Linked DNA regions of Homo sapiens: region 1 is linked to region 2. A link is an interaction called in ENCODE POLR2A ChIA-PET data of the cell type or tissue named here. Cell type or tissue: Panc1. All regions are shown on one strand. Each heading gives the region's core, and the rest is flanking DNA. Links, peaks and the distances in the headings are about the cores only.

Region 1 (15,308 bases), core at 3,720-11,719, 62 kb before region 2:
GTCTGAGTCTTCTGGGCAGCTGTCCTCACTTGGGCTCAAGTAAACTCTTTATATTTTGTGCCTCAGCCTCTTCCTTTTAGGTCGACATATTCACACCCCCATCCATTCAAATGCCAGGTCCAGGCAGGTCTCCAACTCCTTACTCTTTATTTGTTTGTTTGTTTGTTTATTTACAGAGTCTCACTCTGTCCCCCAGGCTGGAGTGCAGTGGCATGATCTCGGCTCACTGCAACCTCTACCTCCCGGGTTCAAGCAATTCTCCTGCCTGCCTCAGCCTCCCAAGTAGCTGGGATTACAGGCGCCCGCCACCACGCCCGGCTAATTTTTTGTATTTTTAGTAGAGACGGGGTTTCACCAGTTGGCCAGGCTGATCTCAAACTCCTGACCTCAGGTGATCCACCCGCCTCAGCCTCCCAAAGTGCTGGAATTACAGGTGTGAGCCACAGTGCCCAGCCTCCTTACTCTTTCTTTATTTAGATATCATGATTTCTCTTCTTATTCACCTCTAATCAGTTTTCCATATTGTTGCTAGAGCGGTCTCCAAGAAATAATCTTGGGCCGGGTGCAGTGGCTCACACCTGTAATCCCAGCACTTTGGGAGGCCAAGGCGGGTGGATTGCCTGAAGTCAGGACTTCAAGACCAGACTGGCCAACAGGGTGAAACGCCATCTCTACAAAAATACAAAAATTAGCTGGTTGTGATGGCACATACCTGTAATCCCAGCTACTCAGGAGGCTGAGGCGGGAGAATTGCTTGAGCCCAGGAGGAGAAGGTTGCAGTGAGCCGAGATCATGCCACTGCACTCCAGCCTAGGCAACAGCAAGACTCTGTCTCAAAAAAGAAAATAATAATAATAATAATAATAATAATAATAATAATAATAATCTTGAAGCCCTTCATGATCTGACATAACCTCAAATGATCCAGCTGACTTTGAATCCAACATGAATGAACAAATGAATGAATGAGTGAAACAATTTTGAACCACATGTAGTAAGTACCCTGAACATGTCATACTCATTTGTGTTTCTGTGTCCTTGCAGGAGTTAACTCTTTGCCTTTAATGTCTTTTTTTTTTTTTGAGACAGAGTCTTGCACTGTCGCCCAGGCTGGAGTGCAGTGGTGCGATCTCAGCGCACTGCAAGCTCTGCCTCCCAGGTTCACACCATTCTCCTCCCTCAGCCTCCTGAGTAGCTGGGACTACAGGTGCCTGCCACCACGCCCAGCTAATTTTTTGTACTTTTAGTAGAGACGGGGTTTCACCGTGTTAGCCAGGATGGTCTCGATCTTCTAACCTCGTGATCTGCCCACCTCAGCCTCCGAAAGTGCTGGGATTACAGGTGTGAGCCACCGCACCCAGCCTGCCTTTAATGTTTTCTGCTTAGTGTTTCCTAAGATCAACTACTGCTTATCTTTGAAGAGTTGACTTAAGGTCAACTCTTGTCCTGATAGGTACATTCTCTCCTGGATTGCCACAACTCTTGTCCTGATAGGTACATTCTCTCCTGGATTGCCACTATTTTTGTAATTATCTAATTATATTTTAATGACTTCTTATCTGCCACCAAACTATAAGCGCCCTTTGGTGATTCAGGACAGTGCCTTTCTCAACATGTTTTTGTACAATGAAGGCCTTTGAAATACATGAAAGCTTTCCAAATGCCTATAAACACTACAGCATTAAATATGAGTCTGTTGCTCAGCAGAGATTAAAACAAAGTCTGATGTTGAAAACACTTACATGGCCAGGCCTGGTGGCTCATGCCTGTAATCCCAGCACTTTGGAAGGCCAAGGCGGGTGGATCATCTGTGGTCAGGAGTTCGAGACCAGCCTGGCCAACATGGTGAAACCCTGTCTCTACTAATAACACAAAAATTAGGCCGGGCACGGTGGCTCACGCCTGTAATCCCAGCATTTTAGGAGGCCGAGGCGGGCAGATCAGGAAGTCAAGAGATCGAGACCATCCTGGCCAACATGGTGAAACCATGTCTCTACTAAAAACACAAAAATTGGCCGGGCATGGTGGCTCATGCCTGTAATCCCAGCCCTTTGGGAGCCTGAGGCGGGCAGATCACCTGAGGTCAGGAGTTCGAGACCAGCTTGGTCAACATGGTGAAACCACGTCTCTACTAAAAATACAAAAATTGGCTGGGTGCAGTGGCTCACGCCTGTAATCCCAGCATTTGGGAGGCTGAGGCGGGCGGATCACCTGAGGTACAGAGTTCAGGACTAGCCTGGCCAACGTGGAGAAACCCTGTCTCTACTGAAAATACAAAAAAATTAGCCAGGTGTGGTAGTGGGTGCCTGTAGTCCCAGCTACTCGGGAGGCTGAGTTAGGAGAATCGCTTGAACCCGGGAGGTGGAGGTTGCAGTGAGCCGAGATCGCGTCACTGCACTCCAGCCTGGGCAACAGAGCGAGACTCTGTCTCAAAAAAAAAAATACAAAAATTAGCCGGGCATGGTGGTGCACACTACTCTGGAGGCTGAGGCAGAAGAATTGCTTAAACTCAGGAGGTGGAGGTTGCAGTGAGCTAAGATCTTGACACTGCACTCCAGCCTGGTGACAGAGCGAGACTCCCATCTCAAAAAAAAAAAAAGAATAAAATACCTAGGAATACAGCTAACCGGGGAGGGAGGTGAAAGATCTCTACAATGAGAATTACAAAACACTGCTGAAAGAAATTAGAAACAATACAAACAAATTGAAAAATCTTCCATGCTCATGATCATGGATAGGAAGAATCAATATTGTTAAAATGGCCAAACTGTCCAAGCAATTTACAGATTCAATACAGATTCAATGCTATCTCTATCAAACTACTATTGACATTTTTCTTTTTCTTTCTTTCTTTTTTTTTTTTTCGGTGGCGAGGGACATAATCTCACTCTGTCGTCCAGGCTGGAGTGCAGTGGCCCAACCTTAGCTCACTGCAACCTCTGCCTCTCAGGCTCAAGAGTTTCTCCTGCCTCAGCCTCCCGAGTAGCTAGGATTACAGGCACCTGCCACCGTGCCCGGCTAATTTTTGTATTTGTAGTAGAGACAAGGTTTCGCCAGGTTGGCCAGACTGGTCTTGAACTCCTGACCTTAAGTGATCCACCTGCCTCCCAAAGGAGGCTGAAGCCAACCGATCACTTAAGGTCAAGAGTTCAAAAATTCTAATTTTCACAGAATTAGAAATATACAGCCAGGCACGGTGGCTCATGCCTGTAATCCCAGCAATTTGGGAGGCCGAAGTGGGCAGATCGCTTGAGGTCAACAGTTCGAAACCAGCCTGGCCAACATGGTGAAACCCCATATCTACTAAAAATACAAAACAATTAGCCAGGCGTGGTAGTGGGTGCCTATAATCCCAGCTACTGGAGAGGCTGAGGCAGGAGAACTGCTTGAACCCAGGAGGTGGAGGTTGCAGTGAGCCGAGATTATGCCACTACACTCCAGCCTGGGGCAACACAGCGAGACTCCATCTCAAAAAAAAAAAAAAAAGACATTCTAAAATTCATTTGTAACCAAAAAAGAGCCCAAATAGCCAAAACAATCCAAAGCCAAAACAACTTCAAACCAAACTACAAGGTTACAGTAACCAAAACAGCATGGTACTGGTACCATAGACCAATGGAATAGATTAGACACGTAGACCAATGGAATAGATTAGAAAACCCAAAAATAAAGCCACACACATACAACCATCTGATCTTCAACAAAGCCAACAGTAACAAGCAATGGGGAAAGGACTCCCTATTCCATAAATGGCACTGATATAACTAGCTAGACACAGACAGAAGTTGAAAGTATACCCCCTCCTTACACCATATACAAAAATAAACTCAAGATAGATTAAAGACTGAAATGTAAAACCCCAAAACTATAAAAACTCAGAAGAAAACCTAGGAAATACCATTCTGGTTGTGGGCCCAGGCAAAGACTCCATGATGTCGACTCCAAAAGCAATTGCAACAAAAACAAAAATTGACAAGTAGGACCTAATTAAACTAAAGAGCTGCACAGAAAAATCAATTATCAACAGAGTAAACAGAGAAGCTACAAAATGGGAGAAACTATTTGCAAACTATGCTTCTGACAAAAGTGTAATATTCAGAATCAATAAGAAACTTAAATCAACAAGCAAAACCCAAGGAAACCCATTAAATAATGGACCAAGGTTAATTTGTGCAGTAGCAATAGAAAAAAAAGGAAAAAGATGGGCAAAGGAATTGAATAGACACTTCTCAGAAGAAGACATACATGTATGGCTAGGCACCGTGGCTCATGCCTGTAATCCCAGCACGGTGGGAGACAGAGGCAGGCAGATCTCACCTGAGGTCAGGAGTTCCAGACCAGCCTGGTCAACATGGCTAATCCCCAACTCTACTAAAAATACAAATATTAGCCAGATGTGGTGGCACACACCTGTAATCCCAGCTACTCAGGAGTCTGAGGCAAGAGAATCACTTGAACCTGGCAGTCAGAGGTTGCAGTGAGCCAAGATCGTGCCACTGCACTCCAGACTGGGTGACAAAGGAAGACTTCGTCTCAAAACAAAAACAAAAACAAAACAAATTCCAGGCCAGGTGCAGTGACTCACGCCTGTAATCTCAGCAATTTGGGAGGCCGAGGTGGGTGGATCATCCGAGGTCGGGAGTTTAAGACCAGGCTGGCCAATATGTTGAAACCCCGTTTCTACTAAAAATACAAAAAAAAGGCCAGGCACTGTGGCTCACACCTGTAATCCCAGCACTTTGGGAGGCAGAGGCAGGCGGATCATGAGGTCAGGAGATCGAGACCATCCTGGCTAACACAGTGAAACCCCATCTTACTAAAAATACAAAACAAAATTAGTTGGGCATGGTGGCGGGCGCCTGTAGTCCCGGCTACTCAGGAGGCTGAGGTAGGAGAATGGCATGAACCCAGGAGGCGGAGCTTGCAGTGAGCTGAGATTGTGCCACTGCACTCCAGCCTGGGCAACACTGCAAGACTCCGTCTCAAAAAAAAAAAAAAAAAAAAAAGCTGGGCATCATGGTGCATGCCTATAATCCCAGCTACTTGGTAGGCTAAGGCGGGCGAATCACTTGAACCCAGGAAGCAGAGATTGTGGTGAGACAAGATCGGTCCACTGCACTCCAGCCTGGGCAACAGGGTGAGACTCCGTCTCGAAAAAAAAAAAAAAAAAAAAATCCTAGCTAGATTGTTTGCAGAATTTGACAAGCTGATCCTAAAATTCATATGAAATCCAGGGGACCCCCAATAGCCAAAGCAATCTTTTTTTTTTTTTTTTTTGAGATGGAGGTTCGCTCTTGTCGCCCAGGCTGGAGTGCAATGGCGTGATCTCGGTTCACTGTAACCTCCGCCTCCTGGGTTCATACAATTCTCCTGCCTCAGCCTCCTGAGTAGCTGGGATTACAGGTGCCTGCCATCGCGCCCAACTAATTTTTGCATTTTTAGTAAAGATGGGGCTCACCAGGTTGTAAAGGCTGGTCTCGAACCCCTGACCTCAGGTGATCCACCCACCATGGCCTCCTAAAGTGCTGGGATTACAGGCGTGAGCTGCCACGCCCCGCCTATATTGTATTTTCTGAAGTTTTTGCAATTGGTTTGTGTTACCTTAATAATTAGAATAAAGCAATTAAAGCAAAAAGATTTTAAATGCTTGTAATGTTAGTGGGCATACAATTTTTGCTATGCTTCTTTAATTTAATATCATGTGGGCACAGTGGCTCACGCCTGTAATCCCAGCACTTTGGGAGGCCAAGGTGGGTGGATCAGGAGGTCAGGAGTTTGAGACTAGCCTGACAGATATGGTGAAACCCCATCTCTACTAAAAATACAAAAAAATTAGTCGGATGTGGTGACGTGCACCTGTAATCCCAGCAACTCAGGAGGCTGAGACAGGAGAATTGCTTGAAACTGGGAGGCGGAGGTTGCAGTGAGCCGAGATCGTGCCACTGCACTCCAGCCTGGGCGACAGAGCAGACTCCATCTCAAAAAATATATATATGTATATGTATATATATAATAATAATTTAATATAATGTGAAGTCTTCTTACCTCTTCCTTGACTAGAGGAATTTAGTGAAAACAGCATCTTCTCCCTGGGCTGTGGGCAGGAAATGGAACCCCTAAGCTTTGCTTTGTCAGATGAGGAGACCTCAGGCTAAGGTGGGAATGGAAATAGTTTAGAAACAGAAAAAGAAGAGCAGTTTCTCAGAGAGCCAGAGAAGGAGGATGTTGTCCTAAAAATAGATTAGAATGTGGTGGCTGGAGTCAGGCATTCTGAACTAATCTTCAAGTCTTACTATTCAGGAAGCTGTCAGACAAGGCAGACCAAAAGCCAATAGGATCAGGTCCCTGGAAACCAGCTGGTGAAGCTGGAAAGAAGAAGCCGACTATGGTTGCAGGGTAGCCAGGGTCTGCACCTTCCAATACTGGGGCAGCAGTGAGTTCTGTCCCCAAACTGTTTGGGGAAAGGCCTAGGCTCCTGTCAAGGGCAATCATCCAGGCCAACCTCCCTGGATTGACATCACTCAAGTTTCAAAAGAATGGAGGATGCTCAGCTGGACTTTCATTTACTTATTTTGAGACAAGGTCTCACTCACTCAGGCTGGAGTGCAGTGGCACGATCTCGGCTCACTGCAATCTCCGCCTCCTGGGCTCTAACGATCCTCCCACCTCAGCCTCCCAAGTGGCTGGGACTACAGGCGTGCAACACCACGCCCAGCTAAACTTTTTTGTATTTTTTTTTGTAGAGACAGGATTTTGCCATGTTGCCTAGGCTGGTCTCAAACTCTTAAGCTCAAGTGATCCTCCCATCTAGGCCTCCCAAAATGCTGGGATTACAGGTGTGAACCACTGCACTTGGCCTCAGCTGGCCTTTCATTTGTACTGGGTGGAGAGAGTGCTGGACAGGAGTCCAGGTGGTTCAGGCTTTGAGGCTTGGCCCTCTGCCCCATTTCACTTGATGCTATCTGCCCAGGCCAGTAAATAATTCTAGTATCTAAATAGTCTAAATTATCTGAACAAAACGGAATATTATTACCTTTTAAAAAGAACAGCTTTATTTTCTATTTATTTTTTTCATAGAACATATCATCAATCATCATTATATTACATGGCATATTTGCTTGGATTTATTTGTTTTATGGTCCCTCCCTAGCTGGAATCTAAGCTCCATGAGGTCAGGGGACTTTTTCTGCTTCCTTCACTGCTGTCTTTTCAAAGCTTAGGAGAATCCCTGGCACATTATTGTTCAGAAGATCTTTGATGAGTTTGTTGCCAAAAAAAAAAAATTGTTAACAAAAGGTCAAATAGTAAAGTTCAAAAAGTAAAAGTTGGCTGGGCACAGTGCCTCACACCTGCAATCCCAGCACTTTGGGAGGCCAAGGCGGGAGGATCATGAGGTCAGGAGTTCGAGACCAGCCTGGCCAACATGGTGAAACCCCGTCTCTCCTAAAAATACAAAAATTAGCCGGGCATGGTGGCAGGTGCCTATAATCCTAGCTATTTGGGAGGCTGAGGCAGGAGAATCACTTGAACCCAGGAATCGGAGGTTGCAGTGAGCCAAGATTGCACCACCGTACTCCAGCCTGAATGACAGAGCAAGACTGTCTCAAAAAAAAAAAAAAAGGAAAAATTAAGAGTCCCTATCCATATCTTTATCTAATTCCACTTCCCTAAAATAGCCACTATAACATTTCTGTGTGCAACATTAATCCTAGAACAATCTGTCTTGTTTACTTCTGTATATCCTAAGCAGAGAACAGTGCCTGGCATACATCAAAGTACTTAATAAAAACGATTTGAAAATTCACTGAATGAGTTGTAAGCAGTTTTGAGGTTGGGGTGGCATGGTTAGCAAGAAGGGTTGGCAGCTGTAGGCTATCTCCCCAAACAAGTTACGGTGAGCTCCTTGAGTTAGCCATTCATTTATGCACCCCAAGTACCCAGAAGTATGCCGGAACACTCTACCATTTATTTATTGAGCACTTACACAATTACCCAATCATATACTGTCAAGAGGAATTTGATACTGCAACCTGCTACACTACTTCTGACTTCCTTGAATAAGGCTCCCTGCCCTATTAAACTGGCCCAATGCCTTCCTACCAAAGCATGTGGCCTCAGGGCAGAACTCCTACCCCAAGGGGATCTCTCTGCCTCTTGGCTACTGACCAGGCCGGAAGACACGGACACTCATACTCATGTCCAGCATGTCTGGATGGGACATTGCCCAGTTAGAACCTCTAAGAGACAGTGATTTGTCAACATCTCTTTGTGAGGGTGTTGATTCGCTCCTTTTGGGGGGCTTCGTCTGAGAGCTAGCTTCTCTGTGGAAAAGGCAGTCAAAGCCGGATGTGAGCAACTCAGTCACACTGAAAATACAATGTTGAAGCACCAACCTGGAATGTAGCAATTTACAGCTGTCACACCACAATCACTAAGTGAAATCACATTTTGCACCAGACTTCCAAAGACATAATCATATGAAAACTATTTTTATTGCTTTGAAAGATTGGCAAAAGCTGTTTGCCTCAAATGTAAGAAAGTCTACTATAGGATTTCTGTTGAGAAGCACAAATATACAAGGCAAAGTGGTTCTTTTCTTTCTTTCTTTCTTTCTTTCTTTTGAGATGGATTTTCGCTCTTGTTGCCCAGGCTGGAGTGCAATGGCACGATCTCAGCTCACCTCAACCTCTGCCTCCCAGGTTCAAGGGATTCTCCTGCGTCAGCTTCCCAAGTAGCTGGGATTACAAGCATGTGCCACCACGTCCAGCTAATTTTGTATTTTTAGTAGAGACGGGGTTTCTCCATGTTGGTTGGGCTGATCTCAAACTCCTGACCTCAGGTGATCTGCCCGCCTCGGCCTCCAAAAGTGCAGGGATTATAGGTGTGAGCCACTGTGCCCAGCCCAAAGTGGTTATTTTCTATTTTACATCAGAATACATTTAATTATCAATAAAGTGATATACTAAGCATAGAAGAGTGACTTAGGTGGAATCCTTGATAGTTAATAACTTTATTAAAGCAACAAAACAAAATCAAATTTCCTAGAATTTACCTTCATGAGAGTAAAACTTATTAGCAGGACTGGCATACTTTTTTTTTTTTTTTTTTTGAGACGGAGTCTCGCTCTGTCACCCAGGCTGAGGTGCAGTGGCGCAATCTCAGCTCACTGCAACCTCCACCTCCCGGGTTCAAGCAATTCTCCTGCCTCAGCTTCCTGAGTAGCTGGGACTACAGGCGCCTGCCACTACGCCCGGCTAATATTTTGTATTTTTAGTAGAGACGGGGTTTCACCACGTTAGCCAGGATGGTCTTGATCTCCTGACCTCGTGATCCACCCGCCTCGGCCTCCCAAAGTGCTAGGATTACAGGCGTGAGCCACCGCACCGGGCCAGGACTGGTACACTTTTAGGCTCCGATTCAGCTTTGTTTTCTTCTTCAAGAAGACAAGAGAAATGTGACAACCATTTGCCATACAGTATTCAATCCTGTATTAGAAATAAACAAAGACCGGGTGTGGTGGCTTACACCAGTAACCCCAGCATTTTGGGAGGCTGAGGCTGGTGGATCACCTGAGGTCGGGAGTTTGAGACCAGCCTGACCAACATGGAGAAACAACCCCTCTACTAAAAATACAAAATTAGCTGGGTGTGGTGGTGTGTGCCTGTGGTCACAGCTACTTGGGAGGCTGAGGTGGGAGGATTGCTTGAGCCAGGGAGATCGAGGCTGCAATGAGTTGTGACCGTGCCCCTGGACAACAGAGCAAGACTGTCTCAAAAAAAAAAAAAAGCATTGATTCAATATTAAGTTTCTTTAGTATGATAATTATTCTGTAGTTATATATGAGAACATCTTTGTTCTGAAGAGCTACATCTTGACGAGTTTGGGGGTAAAATGTTAATGATGACTGCAACTTACTCTCAACTGGTTCGGCCAAGAAAAGTGAGAGTGTGAGTGAGTGTGTGTGTGTGTGTGTGTGTGTGTGTGTGTATGTGTGTGCAGGGAGAGAGAGAGAGGGAAAGCAAATATGGGAAAAATGTTAGCAGTTAGGCAATCTAGACGAAGAGCATACGGGTGGTCATTATACCATTCTTGCAACTTTTCTTCACGTTTGAAAATTTTTTAAATAAAAAGTTGGGAAATTATATATATACACATACATATATATATATTTGCATATTATGCTTAAGGCCTACAGTTTTTATATACTTAGTATCCTTTTCCTCCTTCCTATGATTACAGACCTATCACATTGCCTCCTCCCAATCAAGGGACCTCTTTACCTGGCCACAGTAAGTGATCCAAGGCAATGGTGATAACTCAAAGCATTTAATAGTCGGCAGGTCAAAGGTTGTTACCAATCAGAGTAGACACTAGATAGACGGTGGTACCTGGGCACACTGGTTGAATATAAGTGCTGGTCCAAATGTTGGCATGTGACACGGGATGAGCCAATCCAAGTCCTTCCCGTGGATTTTTGAAATTAGTCTGAAAAAATAGTGAGAGATTCCACAGGCTGTGAAGTCCTAGGGTAAGCTTCACTTCTCCCTTTCTCAGGGTTTGTTTATATGAACCAACAAATTACCCCTCTGGCCAGGTGCAGTGCTCACACCTGTAATCCCAGCACTTTGGGAGGCGGAGGCGGGCGGATCACCTGAGTGAGTTCGAGACCAGCCTGGCCAACACGGTGAAACCTCGTCTCTACTAAAAATACAAAAACTAGCCAGGCATGGTGGCGGGCGCCTATAATCCCAGCTACTCGGGAGGCTGAGCAAGGAGAATCGCTTGAACTAGGGAGGCGGAGATTGCAGTCAGCTGGGATAGCGCCATTGCACTCCAGCCTGGGGTAAGAAGAGCGAAACTGTGTCTCAAAACAAAAACAAAAACAAAAAACAAACAAACAAACAAAAAAACAAATTACCCCTCTGGAGCTTACACTAGTTTGATCTGGGCTTCTGTCACTTATAACCAAAGACTTTTTACTTTATTTTCCCAGAATTTTTTTTCTTTTTTTTTTTTTTGAGATGGAGTTTCCCTCTTGTCCCCTAGGCTAGAGTGCAATGGTGCGACCTTGGCTCACTGCAACCTCCACCTCCCGGGTTCAAGGAATTCTCTTGCCTCAGCCTCCTGAGTAGCTGGGATTACAGGCACATACCACCATGCCCAGCTAATTTTTGTATTTTTAATAGAGACGGTGTTTCACCATGTTAGCCAACCTGGTCTGGTACTCCTGACCTCAAGTGATCCGCCCACCTTGGCCTCCTAAAGTGCTAGAATTACAGGGGCAAGCCACCACATCTGGCTATTTTTCCAGAATTTAATTAACGATATAAAACATTATTATTATTATTATCATTATTACTACTATAGAATTAGATTTCTGGCCGGGCATGGTGGCTCAGGCCTGTAATCCCAGCACATCGGGGGGCTGAGGCAGGCAGATCATGAGGTCAGGAGTTCGAGACCAGCCTGGCTAATATGGTGAAACCCCGTCTCTACTAAAAATTCAAAAATTAGCCAGGTGTGGTGGCGCCCACCTGTAATCCCAGCTACTCGGGAGGCTGAGGCAGAAGATTCACTTGAACCCAGGAGGTGGAGGTTGCAGTGAGCCAACATCATGCCACTGCACTCCAGCCTGGGCAACAGAGTGAGGCCTATCAAAAACAAAACAAAACAGGCCGGGCGCGGTGGCTCACGCCTGTAATCCTAGCACTTTGGGAGGCCGAGGAGGGCGGATCACGAGGTCAGGAGTTAGAGACCATGCTGGCTAACACGGTGAAACCCCGTCTCTACTAAAAATACAAAAAATTAGCTGGGCGTGGTGGCGGGCGCCTGCAGTCCCAGCTACTCGGGAGGCTGAGGCAGGAGAATGGCGTGAACCCAGGAGGCGGAGCTTGTAGTGAGCCGAGATCGCGCTACTGCACTCCAGCCTGGGCAACAGAGCGAGACTCCCTCTCAAAAAAAAAAAAAAAACTACTAGACTTGTGGTTTTGCTAATTTAGTCTTCTCTCCAAAACAAACAATTAAAAATTAATAATAGGCCGGGAGCAGTGGCTCACGCCTGTAATCCCAGCACTTGGGAGGCTGACGGGGGCAGATCACGAGGTCAGGAATTTGAGAACAGCCTGGCCAAGATGGTGAAACTCCATCTCTACTAAAAATACAAAAACTAGCCGGGCATGGTGGCGGGTGTCTGTAATCCCAGCTACTCAGGAGGCTGAGATGGAAGAATCGCTTGAACCTGGGAGGCAGAGGTTGCAGTGAGCTGAGATCTCACCATTGCACTCCAGCCTGGGGGACAAGAGCAAAACTCCGTCTCCAAATAAATAAACAAAATTGAAATAAAAATTAAAAAAAAAATTTTTTTTTAGACAGTCTCACTCTGTCGCCCAGGCTGTAGTGCAGTGGCACGATCTCGGCTCACTGTAAGCTCCGCCTCCCGGGTTCAAGCCATTCTCCTGCCTCAGCCTCCAAGTAACTGGGACTACAGGCACCCACCACCACGCCCGGCTAATTTTTTTTTTTTTTTTTTTTTTTTTTGTATTTTTAGTAGAGACGGGATTTCACTGTGTTAGCCAGGATGGTCTTGATCTCCTGACCTTGTGACGCCCACCTCGGCCTCCCAAAGTGCAGGGATTACAGGCGTGAGACATCGCGCCCGGCTAAAAATAAAAATTAATAGAAAAGTTGGCCAGATGTGGTGGCTCATGCCTGTAATCCCCGCGCTTTGGGAGGCTGAGATGGGTGGATCACTTGAGGCCAGGAGTTCGAGACTAGCCTGGCCAACAGAGTGAAACCTATCTCTACTAAAAATAGAAAAAATTAGCCAGGTGTGGTGGTGCACATCTGTAATCCCAGCTAGTCAGGAGGCTGAGGCATGAGAATCCCTTGAACCCGGGAGGCGGAGGTTGCAATGAGATGAGATCGCACCACTGCACTCCAGCCTGGGTGACAGAGTGAGACTGTCTCAAAAATAAAAATATATTAATAGAAAACTTGATTTCCCAGCTCATGCCTGTAACCCCAGCACTTTGAGAGGCCGAGGTGAAACTCTGTCTCTACTAAAAATACAAAATGAGCTGGGCGTGGTGGCACATGTCTGTAATCCCAGCTACTCGGGAGGCTGAGGCAGGAGAATTGCTTGAACCCAGGAGATGGTGGTTGCGGTGAGCCGAAATGGCGCCACTGCACTCCACCCTGGCGACAGAGGCGAGAACAAAACTGAACCAGAGTGGTAGACACCAGGCATGCCTCCCAAACAATAGGTGACTAGCTATGGGGGAAGAACCCTGACTGTCTCATCTCTCTCCCTGACCTCTTGCCCAGAACAGGGAAGGGGACAAGGTATGCCAGGGCATGGCCTGGCCTCCACCTGCCTTCCAGGGCACCAGAGTGGGAGAAGGATTGAAAATGTCAACTTGGCCGGGCACGGTGGCTCACGCCTGTAATCCTAGCACTTTGGGTCGCCGAGGCGGGTGGATCACGAGGTCAGGAGATCAAGACCACCCTGGCTAACACGGTGAAACCCCGTCTCTACTAAAAATACAAAAAATTAGCCCGGCGTAGTGGCGGGCGCCTGTAGTCCCAGCTACTCCGGAGGCTGAGGCAGGAGAATGGCGTGAACTCGGGAGGCGGAGCTTGCAGTGAGCTGAGATTGCGCCACTGCACTCCAGCCTGGGCGACAGAGCCAGACTCCGTCTCAAAAAAAAAAAAGAAAATGTCAACCAATCTCCTCTTGCCATAAGTGTAGCTTGGGTTAGAGAGGCAGAGAGCTTTAAACCAATAATGAGATTGATGTTTTAAACAGACAAAGCTGAAATTTAGTAATCAAGTCATAGGATGTGCCCCAGGTTTCATAAGGTACAAGAGAGGCGGATTTACCACAACATTGTTGAAAGCGTTAATTAAAAATGATAACATTTAGTAATTACTGACCAGGCACAGTGGCTCACGCATGTAATCCCAGCACTTTGGGAGGCCGAGGCAGGCGGATCACTTGAGGCCAGGAGTTTGAGACCAACCTGACTATGCCTGTCCTGAGATTTCTTAGTAAGCCAGTTACCCATATGTTTGGGGCCCACCACATGTCAAGACCATATAATGTGTCAGTTGAGAGCTCTCTCTTCTGCTTGCTTAAAGAATAAAATCTCGGCCAGATGTGGTGGGTCACACCTGTAATCCCAGTACTTTGGGAGGCCCAGGTGGGCAGATCACTTGAGGCTGTGAGTTTGAGACCAGTATGGCCAAAATGGAGAAATCTCGTCTCTACTAAAAATACAAAAATTAGACAGGTGTTGTGGCTTATATCTGTAATCCTAGCTACTCAGGAGGTTAAGGCAGAAGAATCACTTGAACCTGGGAGGTAGAGGTTGCAGTAAGCAGAGATTGTGCCACTCCCAAATACTTTGGGAGACTGCTTTCTGATGTAAATTATTTGCTGTTAAAAAATGGGGTTAGAGAGACAGCAATAGTAAGCAGACCGAGCTGATGCCCTCTTAACTCTTCTTGGTAGGTGAGTGAATTTGGCCTTTATTCTACAACACAAGCGGTCCTTACCTTTAAAATGTCTGCTTTGAATAAGCTAAGATTTATCGGAATTCATATCCTGAGAGATTTTATTTTATTTCATTTCATTTTTTCTGAGACAGGGTCAAGTGGCTCTCTTGCCCAGGCTGGAGTGCAGTGGCAATATCTTGGCTCACTGCAACCTCCAACTCCCTGGTTCAACTGATTCTCTGTTTCAGCCTCCTGGCTAGCTGGGATTACAGGTGAGTACCACCAGGCCCAGCTAATTTTTTGTATTTTTAGTACACACAGGGTTTCACCATGTTGGCCAGGCTGGTCTCAAACTCCTAACCTCAAGTGATCTGCCCACCTCAGCCTCCCAAAGTGCTGGGATTACAGGCGTGAGCCACCGTGCCTGGCCCTAAAGGTGTTATTCTTAAACTACATTGTCTCTTGCCAGAGATTTCTGCAGTTTTTTCAGTTCCTTTTATGATTCAGTTCGACAAATATTATTGATTACCTGAATTGTTGCAATGAACTGTGTTGAAAGGTCCTTCCCTCAAGAAAAATCACACTCTACCAGGACAGAAAGAAAAATACATAACTAGCAGTAACTAAAGTCAGATTGTAATACTTGTCCTAGTGGTGCTATGGGAGCCCAAAGAAATGAATGTGCGGGCTGGGCCCGGTGGCTCACGCCTGTAATCCCAGCACTTTGGAAGGCTGAAGTGGGAAGGTCACTTGAGGGCAGGAGTTTAAGACTAGCCTGGACAACATATCTAGACCCCGTCTTTGCAAAACTTTTT
Region 2 (15,308 bases), core at 1,972-9,971:
CTTGAATATTGTTAAGAATGAGGAAGTAACATTTCTGAAAGGCTCTTGCTTTGGAGAAGATAGAAGAACGAATTATTCTATGATGTCTCTCATTCCAGTGAAGCTGTGTTTTGGTTCATTTAGAACCAAAGAATAAGATCATTGACATTTGAATGAATCTCTTCACAAAGTGAAATAATCACTGACTCAATGTAAAATTTGTAAATGTTATTAAAGTGTTTATAGTATAGACAGTTTCGAAACAAAATAGCCCTTCTGCCTCAGAGTCTTTGCACTTAACTCCTTGGAACTCCTTTCACATAGTTATCCCCCTAACTTGTTCTCTCATTTCCTTCCATCCCTGTTCAAATGTCTCCTTATCACTGAGGAGTTCCTTGACCATCATACTCCCTATCTCCTTTCACTTGTTTTTCTCTATAGCACTGATTTGTCATACATATTTGGCTTACTTTTAAAATTAATTTTATTTGGCCAGGCACGGTGGCTCACGCCTGTAATCCCAGCATTTTGTGAGGCTGAGGCGGACTGATCACTTGAGGTTGGGAGTTTGAGACCAGCCTGACCAACATGGAGAAACCCCATCTCTACTAAGAATACAAAATTAGCTGGGCGCGGTGGCGCATGCTTGTAATCCCAGCTACTCAGGAGGCTGAGGCAGAAGAATCGCTTGAACCTGGGAGGCGGAGGTTGCGGTGAGCTGAGATCGTGCCACTGCACTCCAGCCTGGGCAACAGAGTGAGACTCCATCTCAAAAAAATTAATTAATTAATTAAATTTAAAACATTGGCTGGGCATGGTGGCTCATGCCTGGAATTCCAGCACTTTGGGAGTCCGAGGCGGGCGGATCACCTGAGGTTGGGAGTTCGAGACCAGCCTGACCAACATGGAGAAACCCCGTCTCTACTAAAAATACAAAATTAGCTGGGCGTGGTGGCGCATGCCTGTAATCCCAGCTACTAGGGAGGCTGAGGCAGGAGAATCGCTTGAACCCGGGAGGTGGAGGTTGCGGTGAGCCGAGATCGTACCATTGCACTCCAGCCTGAGCAACAAGAGCGAAACTGCGTCTCAAAAAATAAAAATAAAAATAAATAAATAAATAAATTTTTTTTTTTTTGAGACGGAGTCTTGCTCTTGTTGCCCAGGCTGGAGTGCAGTGGCGCAATATGAGCCCACCGCAACTTCTGCCTCCTGGGTTCAAGCAATTCTCCTGCCTCAGCCTCCCAAGTAGCTGGGATTACAGGCGTTTGCCACCACACCTGGCTAATTCTGTATTTTTAGCAGAGATGGGGTTTTACCATGTTGGCCAGGCTGGTCTCCAACTCCTGACCTTGTGATCCGCCCACCTCGGCCTCCCAAAGTGCTGGGATTACAGGAATGAGCCACCATGCCCAGCCTATTTATTTATATTTATTTTTTGAGACAGGGTCTTGCTCCATCACCCAGGCTGGAGTGCAGTGGCACCATCATGGCTCACTGCAGCCTCTCCCTCTCGGGCTCAAGCAACACTCCCACTTCAGCCTCCCAGGTAGCTGAGACTACGGGGATGTGCCACTATGCCCAATTAATTTTTGTATTTTTTGTAGAGACAAGGTTTCACCGTGTTGCCCAGGCTTATTTTTAATTTTTTCAGAGCTAAGGCCTTGCTATGTTACCCAGGCTGGAGTGCAGTGGGCTCCACTGCACTACATAGTACACTACAGCCTAGAACTCTTGGCCTCAAGCAGCGTCCTCCCATCTGAGCCTCCCAGGTGGCTGGGACTGCAGACACGTGCTACCACGCCTGGCCTAATTTTACTTAACTTTTCTTCTCCCCACTATAATTTTAAGTTTCTTGAGGTCATGAATTGTTATTTTTTGTTATTGTTATTCCTTGATTTCCCAGTAATAGGCTTTATGACTGACTTCCTGTTATAATATTAATAAATAACAGTATAGGCTTTAGCTCTTTTATTTATTTTTTAAAATTTATTATTATTATTATTAGTATTTTTGTGGCAGGTTCTCACTCGGTTGCCCAGGCTAGAGTGCGGTGGCATGATCTTGGCTCACTGTAGCCTCCAATCCCAGGTTCAAGCGATTCTCAGTCCTCAGCCTCTTGAGTAACTGAGACTACAGGTGCCACCACATCTGGCCAATTTTTGTATTTTTAGTAGAGACGGGGTTTCGCCACATTGCCCAGGCTGGTCTCGAACTCCTGACCTTAAGTGATCCACTCACCTTGGCCTCCCAAAGTGCTGAGATTACAGGCATGAGCCACCACACCAGCCGGTGTTTTTAAATATAATGCCAGGAAGATTTTTATTAAATACTCATTCCGAAGGATAATTCCCAGTCTGGTTCATGTAACAGCAAATGTCTGTGTGCTAGGCACTGAGCTAAGTAGTTAGATGCAGAGAAATTTATGATCACTGCCTTTCTAGAGCTCCATAATCACCACGTCACTGGCCCATACAATACATGTGGTCAGTACTATAATAAAGCTACATGTAAGTTTTGGATGACGAAACTATTAGATCTGATTTTGGCTAAGGTGGATATGATCTCCGCATCAATAGTCTTTCCCCTGTTATATTCGCAGTCAAGAAAAATGCTGTAAGTGGAATTAGAGGGTTTACCCAGGAGACATTTAAACTCTTAGTTCCTAAGCTCAATATGGTATATAATGGTTATATATGTATATACACCTTTTTTTTTTTTTGAGTGGAGTTTCGCTCTTTTTGCCCAGGCTAGAGTGCATTGGTGCCATCCGGCTCACTGCAACCTCCATCTCCCGGGTTCAGGCAATTCTGCCTCAGCCTCCCGAGTAGCTGGGATTAAAGGAATGCACCACCACACACGGCTAATTTTTGTGTTTTTAGTAGAGACGGGGTTTCACCATGTTGGCCAGCCTGGTCTTGAACTCCTCACTGCAGGTGATTGCCCACCTCAGCCTCCCAAAGTCTTGGGATTACAGGCGTGAGCCACTGCGCCTGGCCTAATTTTATATTTTTAGTAGAGACGGGGTTTCGCCATGTTGGCCAGGCTGGTCTCGAACTCCTGACCTCAGGTGATCCGTCCGTCTTGGCCTCCCAAAGTGCTGGGATTACAGGCCTGAGCCACCGTGCCCGGCCTAATGGTTTTATATGTACAGGCAGCAGTGCTACTTTCTCACTTGCTTTATATGAAAAAGTGATCTTGCTTTTGGTAAGTTTCTTGATATTTTGTGTGTGTGTGTGTTTTTTTTTTTTTAACTCACACTACCCTGGATCACTTTTGGGATTGTCACAAAAGGTTAACTATTACTGCTGTATGTGATATACCTTACTTATAAATGGTTCATTTGATTCCATTTTATTAAAAGTATTTAATGAAAATCTTAGGTCTGGAAAAGTGTAAAATAATGGCATATTTGTAAGATAATTTGGAATGTTTAGAAATTAAGCAAAATATTTTAGGAAGACCAGAGTAGCCTGTAGTTTAGATAACATTCCTTCACCAGGAATATTTTGAAGTACTGTTCTGAATTTGGGAGAAGGAAAGTCCCTGGATACTTCGGCTGTTAGATAGCAAGTTATTCAATGATATAGCTTGTTAAAGATCTGAAAGAGTTTGGGCGCAGTGGCTCACGCCTGTAATCCCAGCACTTTGGGAGGTAAAAGCAGGAAGAGGATCGCTCGTCCAGGAGTTTGAGACCAGCCTGGGCAACATACAAAAAAAATTTTTTTTTTTAGCCAGAGCCTCGCTCTGTCACCCAGGCTGGAATGCAGTGGCGCAGTCTTGGTTCACTGCAACCTCTGCCTTCTGGGTTCAAGCAATTCTCCTGCCTCAGCCTCCCGAGTAGCTGGGACTGCAGGCGCCCGCCACCACTCCTGGCTAATTTTTGTATTTTTGGTAGAGATGGGGTTTCACCTTGTTGGCCAGGCTGGTCTTGAACTCCTGACCTCAGGTGATCCACCCGCCTCTGCCTCCCAAAGTGTTGGGATTACAGGCATGAATCACAGCGCCCGGCTGCTAAATGATTTCTAATAAAAAAGTTTTTTTTTAAAGTTCCTAGTTGGAGGTCAGATGCGGTGGCTCACGCCTGTAATCCAGCACTTTGGGAGGCCGAGGTGGGCGGATCACAAGGTCGGGAGTTCGAGACAAGCCTGATCAACATAGTGAAACCCCGTCTCTACTGAAAATATGAAAAATTAGCCGGGTGTGGTGGTGGGTGCCTGTAATCCCAGCTACTTGGGAGACTGAGGCAGGAGAATCACTTGAACCCGGGAGGCGGAGGTGCAGTGAGCCAAGATCACGTCATTGCATTCCAGCCCGGGCAACAGTGCAAGACTCTGCCTCAAAAAAAGAAAAATAAAATAAAAGTTCTGGCCGGGCATGGTGGCTCACGCCTGTAATCCCAGCACTTTGGGAGGCTGAGGTGGGTGGATCATGAGGTCAGGAGATCGAGACCATCCTGGCTAACATGGTGAAACCCCATTTCTACTAAAAATACAGAAAATTAGCTGGGCATGGTGGTGGGTGCCTGTAGTTCCACCTACTCAGGAGGCTGAGGCAGAATGGCATGAACCTGGGAGGCAGAGCTTGCGGTGAGCAGAGATCACACCACTGCACTCCAGCCTGGGCGACAGCAAGACTCCATCTTAAAAAATAAAATAACATAAAACTTCCTAGTTGGAAAGCATAAAAATAATATTTTAAAATTATTTTTATTGTTATTATTTTTTGAGACAGGGTTTCACACTGTTACCCAGGCTGGAGTGCAGTAGTATGAACATGGCTCACGGCAGCCTTGACTCTCCTGGGATTAAGCTATCCTCCTGCCTTAGCCTCCCAACTAGCTGGGACTACAGGCGTGCACCACCACACCTGCCTAAGTTTTTTATTTTTTGTAGAGACGAGGTCTGTCTTTGTTGCCCAGCCTTGACTCCCAAGTGCTAGAATTACAGGTGCGAGTCACTGCACTTGGCTTATTACTGTTTTTTTAACAAAGGCAGAGGGACGCAGTGAAGAGCCTTAGCCTTGTCCTGAGTCTACGACTATAATGACTTAACCTCACTATGCCTTATATTTCATGTAGCCAAGGTAGATGTCATATTTGCCTTTGTCAAATTCTTTTTTTTTTTTTTTTTTTTTTTGAGACGGAGTTTCGCTCTTGTTGCCCAGACTGGAGTGCAATGGCACAATCTCGGCTCGCCACAACCTCCGCCTCCCGGATTCGGGCAATTCTCCTGCCTCAGCCTCTTGAGTAGCTGGGATTACAGGTATGCATTACCACGTCCGGCTAATTTTGTATTTTTAGTAGAGACGGGGTTTCTCCATGTTGGTAGGCTGGTCTCGAACTCCCGAGATCCGCCCACCTTGGTCTCCCTAAGTGCTGGGATTACAGGTGTGAGCCACTGTGCCCGGCTTGTCAAATGCTTTAGTAACAAGAAAGGTTAGAAGTTCCTTGGCTCTTGAAATTACCTGGTTGTATTTAATGTAAAAATCTGATAGCACGGGATTCTTCTACCTCCTGTGTTCCTTAAAAATGGTCTGAAGTATAGTAGCTAATTGAAAGTCTCTTTGGTTATATTTCAATGGAGAGAAATAATACAAAGTTACAGTTTTGGCCGGGTGCGGTGGCTCAGGCCTGTTATCCCAGCACTTTGGGAGGCCAAGGTGGGTGGATCATCTGAGGTCAGGCGTTTAAGACCAGCCTGGTCAACATGGCAAAACCCTGTCTCTACTAAAAATACAAAAATTAGCCGGGCATGGTGTTGCGTGCCTGTAATCCCAGCTACTCAGGAGGCTGAGGTATGAGAACCGCTTGAACCTGGGAGGCAGTGGCTGAAGTGAGCCAAGATTGCTCCACTGCACTCTAGCCTGGGCGACAGCAAGACTCTGTCTCAAAAAAAAAAAAAAAAAAAGTTACGGGTTTGAAGAGTATGTTTTAAAAGATACTGACATTAGTGATTACATTGGAAAATGTGGGTCCAGAGGGAAAACTGATTTTGAAGACATGAGTTACATACAGAGTGTCTAGTTTGAGGAGCTGGTAAACATCAAGTAGAAAAAGTCTAGCAGGCAATTGGAATGTGGAGCTGAAGTTTAGGAGAGAAAGCAGCAATGGAAAAGTGATATTCTTCTGCAGGCAGGTGATTACAGTAGTATGATCCAAAGGTATGGGATGGACTAGAGGGCTAAACTTTCAACCATGCCTATTTTGGGTACTTTGATAAACATCTGAAAAAGCAGACTGGAGATTTTGGGCATAAAAGTAAGAGAGAAGCCAAGAAAGATAATTTTAAGAAGGTTGCTTGTGGTTAGTGGTTAGTTTCCTTTTTCTTTTTCTTTTTTTCTTGAGACGGAGTCTCACTGTTGCCCAGGCTGGAGTGCAGTGGCACAGTGACAGCTCACTGCAACCTCCGTCTCCTGGGTTCAAGCAGTTCTCCTGCCTCAGCCTCCCTAGTAGCTGGGATAACAAGGCAACCACCACCACGTCCGGCTAATTTTTTTATATTTTTAGTAGAGAAGGAGTTTCATCACGTTGGCCAGGCTGGTCTCGAAGTCCTGACCTCAGGTGATCCACCCTCCTCGGCCTCCCAAAGTGTTGGGATTACAGGCGTGAGCCACCACACCAGGCCTAATTTCCTTTTTCTTACATAGATTTAATAAATTCTCTACCAAAGAGCATGAATTACTTTTGAAAATGAGTAAAAAATTTTTAGAAAAAAGAAAGGGGTGTTGATACTCCTAAATGAGAGAGGTTAAACAAACTGAAGACTTTCTGGGAAAATGCATTAAAGTATCAGTAACCTTGGAAAAGTAATTTCTAATTTTTTTCTTTTAATTTTTTTATTTTTTTGAGACAGTCTCTCTCTGTCTCCCAGCTGTAGTGCAGTGGTGCTATCTCGGCTCACTGCAACTTCTGCCTCCCAGGTTCAAGTGATTATCCTGCCTCAGCCTCCCAAGTAGCTGGGACTACAAGCGTGCGCCACCACGCCCAGCTAATTTTTGTATTTTTAGAGATGGGTTCCACCATGTTGGCCAGGATGGTCTCCATCTCTTGACTTCGTGATCCGCCCTCCTCGGCCTCCCAAAGTGCTGGGATTGCAGGCGTGAACCATCGCCCCCAGCCTTTTAATTTTTAAAATTATTATTAATTTTCCACGCAGTCAGAGGGGAAAGCAATTTCTGATTACAGTGTTAGTGAGTGGAATGCTAGTAAGGGGGCAGGGATAAGATTGTAAGTTAAAAGGGTGGCCATATTGGGAAATTCGTTGATGTGAGAGTGTGCGTTTTTCTTTTTCTATTTTTTAAAGTTGAGCTTATTTTGGGTGGCAGAGAAAGCAGCAGGGAAGCTTGGCTGTATAGTAGAATAGGGGCCTAGGTTTTTGAGGCCTGTTGCTACTACCTGTTGTACTAATAGTTTTTCATTCATGTTTTATAGTCATCATTCCTTGAATTACATTCTTCATTACATTCTTCACAGTGCTTCAAGAACTCATTTTCCTATAGCATAAATCTGATCATGTATAACCCTTCACAAAAAATTCATACTCTTTAAATTTTTTGGCCACAACCTACCAATTCATTTTTATCTTTCACTGTTCAAAGTCTTCTCTGATTTCTGAGTTTACGTCCCTTAGGTTCTAACTTGAAATTTTACTTATTAGCCCAATTGGAATTAAACTCCCAACATAACTTCATACTGATCTTTTTTTCTCCATAGTGTCTGGCGCATTGTCAGTACTAGTAAGTAGAATGGAGTTGGGTTTGTTGAAGAATTTTGATGAGATGAATTAAGTGTGACTATTGAAATTATCTGGGTTGATGACAGATAATGAGAAGGTTCAAAGATGTCTAGGAAGGTGATTTTGTGTTATGGTTAAGAGCTTTTAAAACTAGAGTATTAGGAGTTTTAGCCCTAATTAATGATGTATAATGACTCATTTGGTGCTTCAGTTCTATGCTAGAATCCAGGAGCTTGAGAAGGGGACTACTGGGCATATAATTAGGGGCAGCATCCAGAAGTTATATTTATATTTTGACTCATATAAAAAATCTATTGTAGCATCTTCTGAGGCCTGTATTGATGTTTGCCAAATTGTTGACAATAATACCATAATTGCCCAAATTTTAAAGGGTTTTTGTGATAAAGATTGAAACTAGTGATATTTTTAATTAAGCTTATTTTATTTTTATTTTTATTTTTATTTTTTGAGATGGAGTTTCACTCTTTTCGCCCAGGCTAGAGTGCAGTGGTACGATCTCGGCTCACTGCAGCCTCCACCTCCCAGGTTCAAGCCATTCTCCAGCCTCAGCCTCCTGAGTAGCTGGGATTACAGGCGCCCCCCACTGTGCCCGGTTAATTGTATGTTTACCAGAGATGGGGTTTCACCATGTTGGCCAGGCTGGTCTTGAACTCCTGACTTTGTGATCTGCCTGCCTTGGCCTCCCAAAGTGCAGGGATTACAGGTGTGAGCCACCGCCCCCGGCCCTCACTTGTTACCTTCTTTGGGAGAATACAAGTCTTCATGTCTTAAGGATTTCAGGTGGGTAGAAATGTGTATGGGGCAGCTAGATGGATGTCCCTGGTTGAGATTGCCTGTGCTATATCCCCGCTAACAGAAATATACTTTCTTATTTTTACTTCAGCTTAGTTGTCTGAAAGTTATAAAGTTATGCTTTTTTTTGAGACGGAGGCTCACTCCGTTCCCCAGGCTGAAGTGCAATGGCGCAATCTCGGCTCACTGCAACCTCTGCCTCCCAAGTTCTAGTGATTTTCCTGCCTCAGCCTCCCAAGTAGCTGGGATTACAGGCAGCCGCCACCACGTCTGGCTAATTTTTGTATTTTTTTTTTAAATAAAGATGGGGTTTTACCATGTTGGTCAGGCTGGTCTCGAACTCCTGACCTCAGGTGATCCACCCGTCTCAGCCTCCCAGAGTGCTGGGATTACAGGCGTGAGCCACCATGCCTTGCTGAAAGTTATGCTTTTTTTCATCCATTGCACTTTTAAAATTTATACTTATATGTTTTTGAAGGTAATAAGGTTAATAAAGTGTTGAGTGTTGGGCCGGGCGTGGTGGCTCACCCCTATAATCCCAGCACTTTGGGAGGCCCAGGTGGGTGGACCACTTGAGGTCAGGAGTTGGAGACCAGCCTGGCCAGCATGGTGAAAACGCCTCTACTAAAAATACAAAAATTAGCTGGGCGTAGCAGCACATGCCCCTGTAATCCCAACTACTCAGGAAGCTGAGGCAGGAGAGTCATTTCAACCTGGGAGGCGGAGGTTGCAGTGAGCCGAGATTGCGCCACTGCACTCCGGCCAGGGAGACAAAGCGAGACTCCATCTCAAAAACAAAGTCGTAAGTGCTTATTTTCATAGTTCAGTGTTGTCGATTTAACTATTCACACATTTAAAGTATGCAATACAGTGGCTTTTAGTATGTTCACAGTTGTACAGCCATCACCCAATCTTTAAAACATTTCCATCACCCCACAAAGAAAATTCATATCTTACCAGTCACTCCGCATTCCGCCCCGACCCCATTCCTAGCCCTAGGCAACAATCCTATTTTCTGTCTATGTAGATTTGTGTATTCCAGACATTTCATGTAATTGGAATCATACAATATGTAGTCTTTTGTGACTGGCTTCTTTCATACAGTATTGTTTTCAAAGTTCATACATTGTTGTAACATGTATCAGTATTTCATTTTTTAAATTGCCGAATAGCATTCTATTGTATGTATCGATAAGACACATTTTACTTTCATTAGTTGATGGGCATACAGGTTGTTTCCACTTTTACAGTATTATGAGTAATGCTGCTGTGAAAGTTGGGGTAAAAATAGTCTCAGTTTTGTTTTTTTAAGTTAAATCTGGGTAACCAGCACCCAGACCAAGAGACATGTAACATTTTCATTGGCCTAGAAAGTTTCCGTGATACTCTTCCTATTCAGTACTGTTTCTCCTCCAAGTTACTATTTTTCTGACTTCTATTACTATAGGTTAGATTTGCTTGCCTTAACACACCTAATGTTGCTATACATCTGTCCAGCCAACAAAAACAGTGGTGGTTTTTGTTGTTGTTTAGGGTTGAGGTCTTGCTTTGCTGCCCAGGCTGGAGTGGAGTGGTGTGATCATAGCTCACTGCAGCCTCGAACTGCAAACGCATGCTTCCACTTCCAGCTATTATAATTTTTAGGCTGGGCGCAGTGGATCACGAGGTCAGGAGTTCAAGACCAGCCTGGCCAAGATGTTGAAACCCCGTCTTTACTAAAAATAATTTAAAAAAAAATATATATATATATATATATATATTAGTCGGGCACGGTGGCAGGTGCCTGTAAATTTTTTTAAATTTTCTGTAGAGGTAGCATCTTGCTATGTTGCTCAGGCTGGTCTTGATCTCGTGACCTCAGGTGATCCTCCTGCATCAGCCTCCCAAAGCACTGGGATTACGGGTGTGAGCCACTGTGCTGGGCAGTTTTTGTTGTTCCAACATGGCTTCCAAACATAAACCAACAGTTTAATCTGGGGTTCTAATCATATAAAGTAGTCTGTTTCAAGTTAAGGAAAAACTTCAGTGTTGGGATCTCAAGAGAGATTGTATACGCAAAACCATGTATGTGTGCTTTGTGGGCGATTTAAGGAACTAAAGGGTAACTTGGCTATACATCGTTTACACCTTACTGATGTTAGAGCATACTCTGAGAAAGGTGAGAGTCTACTGAATATGGATATACAAAGGATATAAAATTTGTTATGTCTTGATATTTGCTAAGATATTTTCTGTGTTGTTTTATATACTCCTTGTAGCCATCCTGTGAAGTAGATTTTATTATTCCTATTTTGTAATTGAGACTTAGATTTACTGAATCAACTTGTTGAAGGCTTAGCATTCTAGGAAGTGGCATCACCTAGATTTACAACCAAGACTATCTGATTGCAGCAGTTCTTTCCAGGAATTCATGATTTGATGCAGGAGAGAAGATACATACTGTAATGTAAATGGTCTGAAAACTGCCCTAGTAGTGTGGATAGTAGTGTCCTTTGGGCTCATCTGTCTGTCCCTTAAATATAAAAACCTTTCTCACTCTACACTGCCCCTAGGCAATCACATCTTCCAAGGCATTTATTTCTTGGCTCTTCCAATTCATTCAGTGAATTTTTTTAATAGCTTAAATGCCACGTGTCATATGAAGAACTGGGGATATAAACAGTATAGTTCCTACTCAGTGGGGCTTAGAGTCTAATTAATAGGAGAAACAGGCATAAGACCCATCTACAAATATAGTAAACAAATATGTAATAAGCATTATGAAGAAAAATAATGGTTATGAGAGCAATAGGGAGCCCTACTTTAGCTTGAGTGATCAGGCAGAAAAGGCTTCTGTAAGGAAATAATGTTTAAGCCGAAACCCAAAGAATGCGAAGCTGTGAACCAGTTAACTGGTGGAGCATGCAAGAGAAGGATGTTGTAGGTAGAAAGACACAGCATGTACAAAGACTCTGAAATGAAGTCATGTGTTTCTTTTTGCTTTTATTATTTTTTAATTGATACATGATAATTGTATAATACATATCTATGGGATACAGTGGTGTTTCAGTACATGTATACAACAACGTAATGATCAAATCAGGGTAATTAGCATATTCATCTCAAATGTATATCATTTCTTTGGGCTAGGAACATTGAAAATCTGCTTCTAGCTATTTGAAAATATACAATAAGTTGTTGTTAATTATGGTTACCCTACAGTGCTATAGAACACTAGAACTCACTAGTTCTATCTAGCTGTGATTTTGTATCTGTTAAATATGTTTCTTTCTTGTTGAAAGAACCTAAAGGCTGGTAGGTGGGGCAGTGAGTGGAGCGTGTTGAGAAAGTTTTTAAAAATGAGGCTGAAGAAAATGGCAGGGACAAGATGTCTTCATGTAGGACCTTGGAAGGTGCAGTAGAAAGCTTGTTAAAAGGTTTGCTTAAAGGGGATTGATTTATAATTTTAAAAGATCTTTGGCTGCTAAATGGAGAATGATTGGGGGCACAAATAGTTAAATTAAGAGGGATGATAGTCACTTGGACTAGGTTGGTGTTCATGGGAATGGAGAAAATGGATGCTTTTTTTTTTTTTTTTGACAGAGTTTCACTCTTGTTGCCCAGGCTGGAGTACAATGGCACAATCTCGGCTCACCACAACCTCTGTCTCCGGGTTCAAGCGATTCTCCTGCCTCAGACTCCCGAGTAGCTGGGATTACAGGCATGCACCACCACCCCGGCTAATTTTGTATTTTTAGTAGAGACGGGGTTTCTCCATGTTGGTCAGGCTGGTCTTGAACTCCTGACCTCAGGTGATCCACCCGCCTCGGCCTCCCAAAGTGCTGGGATTACAGGCGTGAGCCACCGCGCCCGGCAGCATTTTAAAGAAGGATTTTGGGTATAGAATTGACAGGACTTGATATATTAAATTGGGTTGATGAAGAGGAAGGTGGTGAGGATTACTGTGAGGATAGTGATGAGAGGTTGGGAGAAATGGTGCAGGGAAGTAGAGTAATAATTTTCAGTGGAAAATTATGCTTTGTAAAGATAGTGATTGGATGAGATCATCTGGGGAGAAGAAAGATGGCCTATGACCAAGTCCTGGTGAATTCTAGCATTTATAGATTAAACAGGATGAGAAATCAGTAAAGGAGCCTGAGAAGGAGAGAGACCAGAATAAATGGTATGCTGAGTGGCATAGGTGGAAGGGTGTTTAAGTAAAGTGACAATGGTTGGCAATGTTCACATCTAGGGTAGTGGAAAGGGTCAATACCTCCCTTTCATCCACCTAACTCCTTCTGTTCAGGTCTTCTGTATTAGGGGATCCTCCTTTTGATTCTTCAATACTGTTACTTCTTCCATTACACACTTTTCCCTTGGTAACTGAGGGACTGGTTCCAGGACCCCCACGGATATCAAAATTCATGGATGCTGAAGTCCCTTAATATAAAATGGTGTAGTATTTGCTTATAACCTGTACACATCCCCTGAACACTTTAAATCTTTTTAGATTGCTTTTAATACCTAATACAATGTAAATGCTACGTAAATAGTTGCTGTACTTATATTAAGTACTGTTTGTATTATTTTTATTGTTGTATTGTTATTTAAAATTTTTTTCCCCCAAACATTTTCCATCTGTGGTTGGTTGAATTCATGGATTTGAAACCCACAGATATGGGGGCACCGACTGTATTTTATTGCAGTTATCTATTTGGTTATCTTGTTTTTCTTGACAACACTGTAAGTTGCCATGAGGTCATAGAGCCCGGTTGTCATATTCAACCCTGTAGCCTCAGCTGCTGGCATAATGTCTTATAGCACAAACACCTAAATAAGTAATTTTTTTTTTTTTCTGAGACCTAATCTCGCTGTCGCCCAGGCTGGAGTGCGGTGGCGCGATCTCGGCTCACTGCAGGCTCCGCCCCCGGGGTTCACACCATTCTCCTGCCTCAGCCTCCAGAGTAGCTGGGGACTACAGGCGCCTGCCACCTCACCTGGCTAATTTTTTGTATTTTTAGTACAGACGGGATTTCACTGTGTTAGCCAGGATGGTCTCGATCTCCTGACCTCGTGGTCCGCCCGCCTCGGCCTCCTAAAGTGCTGGGATTACAGGCGTGAGCCACTGTGCCCGGCCTACTAAATAAGTAATTTTTGGAGTGATTGAAAGAATAAAGTCTAGATTCTAATGTGAAATAATTTTTTACATTCAATGGAAAATTATATTCAAAGGAAAATTCTGCACCCAGCTGGAAAATTCTCTATAAGAATGTGTTTGCAGAGTGGGGTAAAGTCTGTAAGAAGATACTAAAATAGCTGGGCGCAGGTGGCTCCCCCCTGTAATCCCAGCACTTCAGGAAGCCGAGGCGGGTGGATCACCTGCAGTCAGAAGTTCGAGACCAGCCTGGCCAACATGGCAAAACCCGTCTCTACTAAAAATACAAAAATTAGCTGGGCGTGGTGGCATGTGCCTGTAATCCCAGCTACTCTGGAGGCTGAGGCAGGAGAATTGCTTGAACCTGGGAGGTGGAGGTTGCCGTGAGCCAAGATTGCACCATTGCACTCCAGCTTGGGCGAGAAGAGTGAAATTCTGTCTCAAAAAAAAAAAAAGAAGATACTAAAATAAAAATCAAAATATTGTTCATGTGAACATGTGTAGAAAAATACTTGAGCTAAAAGATGACAGTATAAGTGGTGGTTATATTGGGACAAAGGAGAATGAAACAGAAAATATAGAAGAAGGGATTTGACTTGAATGTTAATTTTTAAAAGATTGTTTTGCCCTGCACTTCAAGATAAAATGTTCAGTTCTTTAAATGAGAAGCAGGCTAAGTGTGGTGGCTCATGCCTGTGATCCCAGCACTTTAGGAGACTAAGGCAGGAGCTCCTGAGCCTAGCTCAGCAGTTTAGGACCAGCCTGGGCAACATAGCGAGACCTGATACCTAACAACAATGGCAACAAAGCAAACAAAAAATTAAAAAAAAAAAAAAAAATCAGAAGCAAATATGACAAATTTAGGAATATGTAACCTTTTTGTACCATTAATTAAAGTGATCCAGGTCTATAATGTAAAATGTGGAAAATTTAAAAATTTTAAAATGTGGGAAATTCTATTGCATATTCATATAAATGTATTAAATTATGATTATATAGTCTATTGTTTTATTGTATGTTCAAAGCTATTGATTTTTAACTTTTCTTTTGAAATGTAACATGTATACACAAAGGTGGTCATAAAGGTACAGTCAGTTTTCACAGACTGAGCACTCTTGTATAAAACAGCAGTCATATCAAGAAATAACATTATTACCACCTTGGACACTACCCCCAAACTATTCATTGCAATCCGCCTGCCTTGGCCTCCCAGAGCCACCATGCCTGGACTAAACTGTTCATTTTTATTGATTTCGTATGTGTCTGGCCATTTAATGAAATGTTTCTATGGAGAAATTACTTAAAAGAGGAAACAGGTGTCACAGAGGGTATTGTTTTTGAGCTGCTGTCACCAGTGTAGGTTAAGAATGCTAGTTGGAGGGCCTGGCATGGTGCCTCGTGCCTGTAATCCCAACACTTTGGGAGGCCAAGGCGGGCAGATCACAAGGTCAGGAGTTCGAGACCAGCCTGGCCAATATAGTGAAACCCCGTCTCTATTAAAAATACAAAAATTAGCCGGGCATGGTGGCACGTGCCTGTAGTCTCAGCTACTCAGGAGGCTGAGGCAGAAGAATCGCTTGAACCCAGGAGGCAGAGGTTGCAGTGAGCCGAGATCATGCCACTGCACTCCAGCCCAGGCGACAGAGCGA

Evidence for each region. ChIA-PET counts read pairs that join two places held together with the same protein. Peaks named below come from ENCODE experiments on the same cell type or tissue, not always from the same donor. Only the 100,000 strongest peaks of a DNase experiment are listed, where the experiment ranks them.
Region 1: POLR2A ChIA-PET joins it to region 2 with 12 read pairs; 10 of 35 experiments call an interaction of 5 or more read pairs at or near these places.

The regions. Positions count from the first base shown.
Region 1 is chr11:9,322,855-9,338,162 of GRCh38, forward strand. No RefSeq gene overlaps it. Among named protein-coding and RNA genes, the nearest start is that of TMEM41B, 16 kb to the left of the region's middle. In Panc1, for the core only: no CTCF peak of the experiment used is centred there; a DNase peak (open chromatin) is centred at 8,379.
Region 2 is chr11:9,387,081-9,402,388 of GRCh38, forward strand. The region is part of intron 1 of IPO7 (importin 7); the gene reads left to right. Among named protein-coding and RNA genes, the nearest start is that of IPO7, 10 kb to the left of the region's middle. RefSeq lists a silencer at 12,273-12,438. In Panc1, for the core only: no CTCF peak of the experiment used is centred there; no DNase peak of the experiment used is centred there.